Linked DNA regions of Homo sapiens: region 1 is linked to region 2. The links are chromatin loops, found by intact Hi-C in ENCODE. Cell type or tissue: PC-9. All regions are shown on one strand. Each heading gives the region's core, and the rest is flanking DNA. Links, peaks and the distances in the headings are about the cores only. Region 1 overlaps POR (cytochrome p450 oxidoreductase). Region 2 has its middle 14 kb from the start of RHBDD2.

What was found. Hi-C counts contacts between places; a loop is a spot of excess contacts. Peaks named below come from ENCODE experiments on the same cell type or tissue, not always from the same donor. Only the 100,000 strongest peaks of a DNase experiment are listed, where the experiment ranks them.
Region 1: it touches region 2 in a loop (2.2-fold over the local background); 3 of 110 quality-filtered maps call a loop at or near these places.

The regions. Positions count from the first base shown.
Region 1 is chr7:75,954,892-75,959,275 of GRCh38, forward strand. The region is part of intron 2 of POR (cytochrome p450 oxidoreductase); the gene reads left to right. Among named protein-coding and RNA genes, the nearest start is that of SNORA14A, 13 kb to the left of the region's middle. RefSeq lists a silencer at 3,940-4,234. In PC-9, for the core only: no CTCF peak of the experiment used is centred there; DNase peaks (open chromatin) are centred at 1,460, 2,290, 2,660 and 4,120; H3K4me3 peaks cover 1,692 bases; H3K27ac peaks cover 3,674 bases.
Region 2 is chr7:75,891,331-75,895,714 of GRCh38, forward strand. No RefSeq gene overlaps it. Among named protein-coding and RNA genes, the nearest start is that of RHBDD2, 14 kb to the left of the region's middle. In PC-9, for the core only: no CTCF peak of the experiment used is centred there; a DNase peak (open chromatin) is centred at 1,831; H3K27ac peaks cover 2,646 bases.

The DNA of each region.
Region 1 (4,384 bases), core at 204-4,203, 64 kb after region 2:
GAGACAGGGTCTCACCATGTTGGCCAGGCTGGTCTCAAACTCCTGACCTCAAGTGATCCGCCCACCTCGGCCTCCCAAAGTGCTGGGATTACAGGTGTGAGCCGTTGCGCCCAGTCAATTTTTGTATTTTTTTATAGAGACAGGGATTTGCCATGTCCCGGGCTGGTCTCGAACACCTGGACTCAAGCAATCCGCACACCTTGGTCTCCCAGAGTGTCGGGATTACAGGCGTGAGCCACTGTACCCAGCCTAGAATTGGCATTTTAAAGTCTTTTTAAGGCTGTAGCCACCTGGAAGGCTATGTGCTAATGAGCACAAAATCTTTGGACAGGCCTTATTTTGTTGCTCTTTTAAACTTTTCATGAAGCTTCCTTTTAAGAATAAGTGAAAAAGATGGATTAGTTAAAAGAAAAACGTTAAGGAAATAATAGTATAGATGGTATGTAGACAGAAAAAAATGATACCGAAGGTCTGCCTAAGTGACTGCATCCCTGTCTCTCCAAGATTGATTTCCATAAGCCACACGGAAAAGTCATTCTCCAGATTTTAGGGTCCTGCGGCCAGAATTACTTCCTGCGGTTACGCTTGGCTGTGTTTAACACCAGTCTCAGACTCCAGGGGCCCGCAGCCAGGTTTGAGTGGGGACCTGCCAGGTCAGGTCTGAGCCGAGGGAACTCCAGGGGCACGGGCCTGCTGCCTTCAGGGACTCCCTGGATTTGGCAAGGGGCAGGTCTCAGGGGCAGGATTGGGAGCCATTCTCAGACCAGAACCCCTTTCATTCTGTCTGTCTTCAGGGGACCCAGTCCCAGCTGCAGCCTTAGCTTGCACCCCAGGGCCACCCTGGGCTGGTGCTGACACCAGTGGGGGCCATCTGTCATGTCAGTTCCAGTCCAAGGCTGTGGCTGTCTTGGCAGGAACAAGCCACACAGAAAAGTCATTCTCCAAGGCTGGGCATGGTGAAGCATGCCGCTCACATCAAATCCCGATTCCCTATTCCAATCTGGGTATCAGCCTTCCCCGCCAGAACACTTACAGCCTTCACACCGTAAAGCAGATATTCACACAACACAGTTCTTATACCATGGACAGGGAATTAGTTTTACATTTTTAAAAACTGGGTTCAGGGCCAGGCACAGCGGCTCACGTCTGTAATTCCACCACTTTGGGAGGCCGAGGCGGGAGAAATCACTTGAGGTCAGGAGTTCGAGACCAGCCTGGCCAACATGGCGAAACCCCGTCTCTACCGAAAATACAAAAACTAGCTGGGCGTGGTGGTGCATGCCTGTAATTTCAGCTACTAGGGAAGCTGAGGCAGAAGAATCGCTTGAACCCAGGAGGCAGAGGTTGCAGTGAGCCAAGAATGCGCCACTGCATTCCAGCCTGGGAGACAGAGTCCGTCTCAAAAACAAAACAAAACAAAACAAAACTGGGTTCAATCTTATCTCCATCATTGACTCACTGAGCAAACATTTCCTGAGGCCCTACCTACAGTGTCCCAGACACTATGCTAAGGTGTGTGGCTGCAGCAGTGAAGAAAATAGATGAATGCTGTCTTCATCAAGCTTACGCTCTAGTGGTGAGTGAACCCTGGGCGAGACCTTAACCTCATTCTGCCTCAGTTTCCTCACCTGCTAAATGGAGGCAGTATTCCCAATCTTGTGGGGCTTTTGTCTTAAATGAGGAAGAGTCTATAAACTCACCTAGCACTGCCCCTGAGGGATAGGAGCTGTGTAGTGTTTGCGTTGATCGTATTTCGTGCCAGGCACTATGACGGGCACGATCAGGACCACAGAGCCAGCATTTATGTTAAGCTGGAAAATGAGGGTGTTGCAACATAGTTTTTTTTTTTTTGAGACAGACTTTTGCTCTTGTCACTCAGGCTGGAGTGCAGTGGTGCAATCTCGGCTCACTGCAACCTCCGCCTCCCGGGTTCAGGCGATTCTCGTGCCTCAGTCTCCCGAGTGCCTGGGACTACAGGCACATGCTACCACGCCTGGCTAATTTTTGTATTTTTAGTAGAGACGGGGTTTCACCATGTTGGCCAGGCTGGTCTCAAACTCCCGACCTCAGGTGAGCTGCCTGCCTCTGCCTCCCATAGTGCTGGGATTATAGGCGTGAGCCACCACACCCGGCCACAGCGTACTTTTTAGAAATGCTTTGTGAACTGCTTTAACCTACATTGTCTAATCAGGGCCTCCTTGCAACAGCGCCGTGCGTTAGGTAGCGTGGGTTGCCTCATTTCTGCTCTCAGAGAGGTTATGGGATGTGCCCAGGGCACAGGCTGGAGAGACAGGCTCCGCCAGCTCTAAGAGAGAAGGAATTGGTGTGGGGATCAGACCAAGTCCTGCAGGAGGGGTGTTGGGCAGGTTCTTAAAGGTAGAGCCACACCCTGAAGCTGAAAGGACTTTAGAGCAGAGGGCCCGATATAGGAAGGGCAGATCAGCTGGAATCCAGCCCATCCTGTCCAGGGCTGGTACACGGGGCATTGCTGGTGTGGAATAGTACTTTTGATAAAAAAGCGTAGTAGTACTCAAGATAAAGAGACCAGGGTCCAGGACCCAGCTCCTGAACTGGCCCTTGTTCCCTCATCTGTAAAATGGAAGTTCCGCCCCACCGCCGTGAGTGAGGACGTGGGTTGGCCCTGGGAGCCTGCGGAGCTTGCCACCAAGGGAGGCAGCATTCCTCTCATAGCTCATCTGTTCTCGCTGTCACCTCCCTGGCCTTACAAGAGGAAGTTGACATAAAACCTGTAGACTGTGGGAGCTGTAGGGTCCCAAAGCACTTGTATTTTTTTGTTGATTCTCACTGTTCCTCTTTGCCAGGATGCTGAAATTCTGTTCCCTCCACCTAATCATGATCTTCTAACCTTATGTGTGTGGAGATATGCAGTTTCCAGAGTCTTGTCTCTTCCCTCATTAAATCACACTGGATGCCTGCTGCAGCCAGGGCTTTTACCTGTACGCTGTACAAGACAAATATTTCTAGTACCATGGCTACATTCTGGACCCTGAAGTTGGGTGCTCAAGGTTGAGTACTGACTCTCCCACATTAGCCATCTGACATCAGCCAGGTGACTTGATCTTTCCAAGTCTGTGTCCCCAACTGTAAGCTGGAGGTAGTAGTAGTACTTACCTCATAAGGCTGTGAAAACTGAGTTAATCCATCATAGAGCTCTTTGCTCAGTTCCTGGTGCATAGTAGGCTCTCAGGTGTTATGGATTGTTACTATTTATTTATTTATTTTGAGGCAGGGTCTCACTCTGTCGTTCAGGCTGGAATACGCTGGCACGATCTCGGCTCACTGCAACCTCCGCCTCCCAGGCTCAAGAGATCCTCCCACTTTGGCCTCCCAAGTAGCTGGGACTACAGGCGTGCACCACCACCCTTGGCTAATTTTTATATTTTTTGTACAAATGGACATCTAACAATGTTGCCCAGGCTGGTCTGAAACTCCTGGGCTCAAGCAGTCTGCCTGCCTCGGCCTCCCAAAGTGCTGGGATTACAGGCGTGAGCCACCATGCCTGGAGTGTGTTATTATTTTTATCCTTTTTATTAATACCATCTCCAGTCTTACAAGAGCCCTTCCACGAAGACATGAGCAGCCCATTTTGCGGATGAAGAAACCGAGGTGCCAGGGATTGCAGAGTTTGCCCAAGGCCACCTAACTTCTAAATAGCAGCAGAGTTGGCTTTTGAATGAAGTCTGCAAGCTCCACAAGCCATGTTTTCTCTACTTTGCCATGCTGCTCCTAATTTAGTGTTAATAGGCCTCCTACGATAGTGTTAGTCTCCTAAGATAGTGTTAATAGGCCTGGCATGGTGGCTCACGCCTGTAATCCCAGTGCTTAGGGAGGCTGAGGCACAAAGATTGCTTGAGCCAGGAGTTCAAGACCAGCCTGAGCAACATAGGGAGACCCCCACCCCCCCGCCATCTCTACAATAAACAAAAAAGAGTGGTGTTAATTTGTTAATTTACCGACAAGGAGAGTATTCCTTATCTGAAGTGCTTGCCAGAAGTGTTTCAGATCTTGGACTTTGGAATGTTTGCATTATACTCACCAGATGAGCATTTCTTATCTGAAAATCTGAAATGCTCCAATGATTCTTCCCTTTGAGGATCATGTTGACGCTCAAAAAGTTTCAGATTTCAGATTTTAGATTAGGGACATTCAGCCTGTAGATGTTATTTTACAGAGCAGGAAGTTGGGTGTAGTGGTTCACACTTGTGATCCCAGCTCTTTGGGAGGCCAAGGCAGGAGGATTGCTTAAGCCCAGGAGTTGGAGACCAGCCTGGGCAACGTAGCAAGGCCCTGTCTCTATAAAAAATAGGAGAAAACTGAGGCTCAGAAAGGTCACCTAGCTGATACAACCAGGCCTCAAGCCTAG
Region 2 (4,384 bases), core at 152-4,151:
GTCCCTGAGGTTGCGAACCCCTGCTCTAAGGAACTGAGTACCGTGTAGGAAGTTGATTTGCAGGTAATTACAAGGCAAGATAAAGGCTGTGGGAGCCGTGGGTTGAGCTATGTCATTCCTTCACACGCCCATCTGTTTACTGAATCATTCTTTCATTTAAAGAACATGCCGGGCACAGTGGCTCACGCCTGTAATCCCACACTTTGGGAGGCTGAGGCGGGCAGATCACTTGAGGTCAGGAGTTCAAGACCAGTCTGGTCAACATAGTGAAAAACCATCTCTACTAAAAAAAAAAAAAAAAAAAATTAGCCGGGCGTGGTGGCGGGCGCCTCTAGTCCCAGCTACCCGCGAGGCTGAGGCGGGAGAATCACTCGAATCCAGGAGGTGGAGGTTGCAGTGAGCTGAGATCGCACCACTGCACTCCAGCCTGGGCAACAGAGTGAGACTCTGTCACAGAAAAAAAAAAAAAGAGCAGCAACTGTAAATCCAGTGGTCAAGGATGGCCTCCCTGGGAAGGTGACATTTCTGCTGAGACCTGAAGGAATCCAAGAAGAGAAGCAGGTGAAGAGCTTCCAGGTGGACAGGGAGAACAGAGAGCCAGGAGGGAATGGGCCAAGCACGCCCACCCAACATGACAAAGTGGCTGCAGGAGCATGGCACGGGTGATGCAAACAGCAGGTGCTCAATAAATGTTTGTTGCCCTGGACATCTGCACAAGGACAGCGTGGGCTTGGGAGGCCCCACCCATGCTTATTGCTTGGTGCTCTGCGTCCTGATGACCTGTCTGCCTGGCCTAATGGGGAACTCACAGCCAAAGGCCACAGATCCCAGGAGCCTGAGTCCTGGTCACCCCCTCCCTCACCCTTTCACGCATTCATTCATTCGCTCACTCATTCATTCTCTCATCAAATAATTACTGAGCATGTACTACATTCTGGCCTTATCCCAGGGGCTGGGGACACAGAGGTGACTAAGACCTGGTCCCAGCACAGTCTCTAAGGGAGACAGAAACCCACGGTAATGCCAGGAGGTACCAGTTCTGGGAGAAGCAGCCAGTCCTGTAGGACCCAGGCAAGGTCTCTGCTGGCCTCAAGGGCTGGCCAGACCTATGGAACGTAGAAAAAGATGTTCCAGGCTGGGCGTGGTGGCTCACGACTGTAACCCCAGCACTTTGGGAGGCCAGGGCTGCTGGATCACGAGGTCAGGCGTTCCAGACCAGCCTGGCCAACATGGCGAAACCCCATCTCTGCTCAAAATACAAAAATTAGCTGGGTGTGCTGGTGCACACCTGTAATCCCAGCTACTCAGGAGGCTGAGGCAGGATAATTGCTTGAACACGAGAGGTTACAGTGAGCCGAGATTGTGCAACTGCAGTCCAGCCTGGGTGACAGAGAAATACTGTCTCAGAAAAAAAAGAAAGAAAAAGAAAAGAAAAAGACGTTCCAGGGGAAGAGGGCGGTGTGCACCAAAAACAGCTGTGTCCCGCCTGTTAGGACAAGAAAGTGGAGTGTGGGAGATTACACAGGGCTGGCTCAGAGGACGTGGAGAGGCCACCCAGGCCGGGGTGGGAAGGGCTTGGAAGGCCAGCCTGAGGGTTTCAACTTGACGCTGTGGGTGGTAGTGACCACGATAAGGTTTCTCTGATCATTTTACTGTGCACAGAACTGGGGCCAGGGAGTCTGAGCCCAGTGCCTGAGCCCCAGGCCTCACCCCGGGGGACTGGCTCTTTCACGTGGCTGGCATCTCGGCGGAAAGGTGAGCTGCACTTTCTCAGTGCCATGTGACAGGCCCACTCCTCCTCTCTATGCCTGGCCAGGGCGCATTCCTGCGGTTGGCAGGAAAGGCAATTTAAAACCCTTGAGGCTCCTGTGAGTCCTTTGTTGCTCCCAGGTGTGGTCCATATTTTGTTCACTCACAGGGCTCCAGGTGCACAGAAAGGTTACCTACCGGTAGAGGTTGGGGAGGACAGAGCCAGACTCCCCACTGAAAGGAGGGAGCCCAGATGTCCCACGACCTGAGTGCCCCACACTCTTCCCCTCTCTGCCCTCTCGAGGAAGCCAGCAAAGAGAAGGAGGTTTGCTTTCTCACTGCAACCTCCGCCTCCCAGGTTCAAGCAATCCTCGTGCCTCAGCCACCCGAGTAGCTGGGATTACAGTCATGCGCCACCATGCCTGGCTAATTTAGGCCAGGTGTGGTGGCTCACGCCTGTTATCCCAGCACTTTGGGAGGCCCAGTTCGGTGGGTCACTTGAGATCAGGAGTTGGAGACCTGCACCTGGCCAAGATGGCGAAACCCCGTCTTTACCAAACAATACAAAAGAAATTAGCCAGGTGTAGTGGCAGGCGCCTACAGTCCCAGCTACTTGGGAGGCTGAGGTGGGAGAATCACTTGAACCTGGGAAGCAGAGGTTGCAGTGAGCCAAGATCGTGACACTGTACTCCAGCCTGGGTGACAGAGCGAGACTCTCTCAAACACAAAAGGTAGGGGAGAAGGTCCTGGGGAAAGGCCCAGAGGTCCAGGACAGGACAGGGAGAGCTGGAAAGATGAGCTAGGAAGATGGGTGGGTGAAGCTCCCTCTGCAGACAAACCTTGACATGGGAAGTGTATGTGAGTGTGTGTATGTGTGTGCATACGCATGCATGCCTTTGCACACTATGGTCTTTGGGCCTGAGCAAAGGGGCCCCTGCCTGGTTCCTGTGCTTCTCAGGGCCATGCTAGCCTGAAACCCATGCTCCTGGCTTCTGGAGCACGCCCTGGGATCCTGGAATTCTCTGCTCTTAGGGCCCCCTGCCTGGCTCTAGGGGTGTTGTGGACCTCAACCCGAGTCCATCCTCCTGAGGACAAATCCCCCAGCAGTGTGCCCATCCCAGGCCCAGGGGCTGCTGTTGGCAGAGGGTGTGTCCCAAGTGTGAGTGTGTGGGCCAGGACATCTAAGGGGGGAGGGTGCAGGAGGCCCCAAATGGTGCAGACTGAGCAGCGGTGGGAAGAGAAAGGCAGCCAGTGGCCCATGGGGCCGGGGAGTGGGGACAAGTGACACCACATCCCCAAGCGTGGAACTCTGAGGACTAGGAATGTGAACTCGGCCTTATGGTTTCTCATGAAATTATTATTATTATTATTATTATTATTATTATTATTATTATTATTTCGAGACAGAGTCTCGCTCTGTTGCCCAGGCTGGAGTGCAGTGGTACGATCTCGGCTCACTGCAACCTCCACCTCCTGGGTTCAAGCGACTCTCCTGCCTCAGCATCCTGAGCAGCTGGGACTACAGGCACCTGCCACCATGGCCGGCTAAATTTTGTTTGTTTTTTTGTTTGTTTTTGTTTTTTGTTTTTTTGTGACGGAGGCTCGCTCTGTCGCCCAGGCTGGAGTGCAATGGCATGATCTCAGCTCACTGCAACCTCTGCCTCCTGAGTTCAAGCCTCCAAAGTAGCGGGGATTACAGGCGTGCGCCACCACGCCCGGCTAATTTTTGTATTTTTAGTAGAGGCAGAGTTTCACCATATTGACCAGGCTGGTCTTGAACTCCTGATCTCGTGATCTGCCCGCCTCAGCTTCCCAAAGTGCTGGGATTACAAGCGTGAGCCACTGCGCCTGGCCTAATTTTTGTATTTTTAGTATAGATGGGGTTTCACCATGTTGGCCAGGTTGGTCTTGAACTCCTGACCTCAAGCGATCTGCCCACCTCAGCCTCCCAAAGTGCTGGGATTACAGAAGTGAGCCACCATGCCCAGCCTTGTCATGAAATTATAGTTGTCTGTTTAACAATTTGTTACAGGCTGGGCACGGTGGCCGATGCCTGTAATCCCCGCAGTTTGTGAGGTGGAGGTGGGAAAATCTCTTGAGACCAGGAGTTTGAGAACAGCCTGCACGACATTGTGAGACCCCCAACTCTACAAAAAAAAAAAAAATTATGTGAGATGGAGGTCTCCCTTTGTCACCCAGGCTGGAATGACAGTGGCACAAACATGGCTCCCCACAGCCCAGAATTCCCAGGCTCAAGCGATCCTCTCACCTCACCTGAGCCCCCCAAGTTGCTGAAACTTCAGGTGCACACCACCACACCTGGCTAATTTTTGTAGAGGTTGGGTCTTTCTATATGACCCAGGCTGGTCTTGAACTCCTGGGCTCAAGCAATCCTCCCGCCTAGGCCTCCCAAAGTGTTGGCGTTACAGGCATGAGCCACCGCGCCCAGCCAAAAAAAAATTTTTTTTTTTTTTTTTTTTTGAGTAGTCTTGCTCTGTCGCCCAGGCTGGAGTGCAGTGACATGGTATCAACTTACTCAACCTCCACCTCTGGGTTCAAGTGATTCTCCTGCCTCAGCCTCCTAACTAGCTGGAATTACAGGTGCACACCACCACGCCCGGCTAATTTTTTTTTT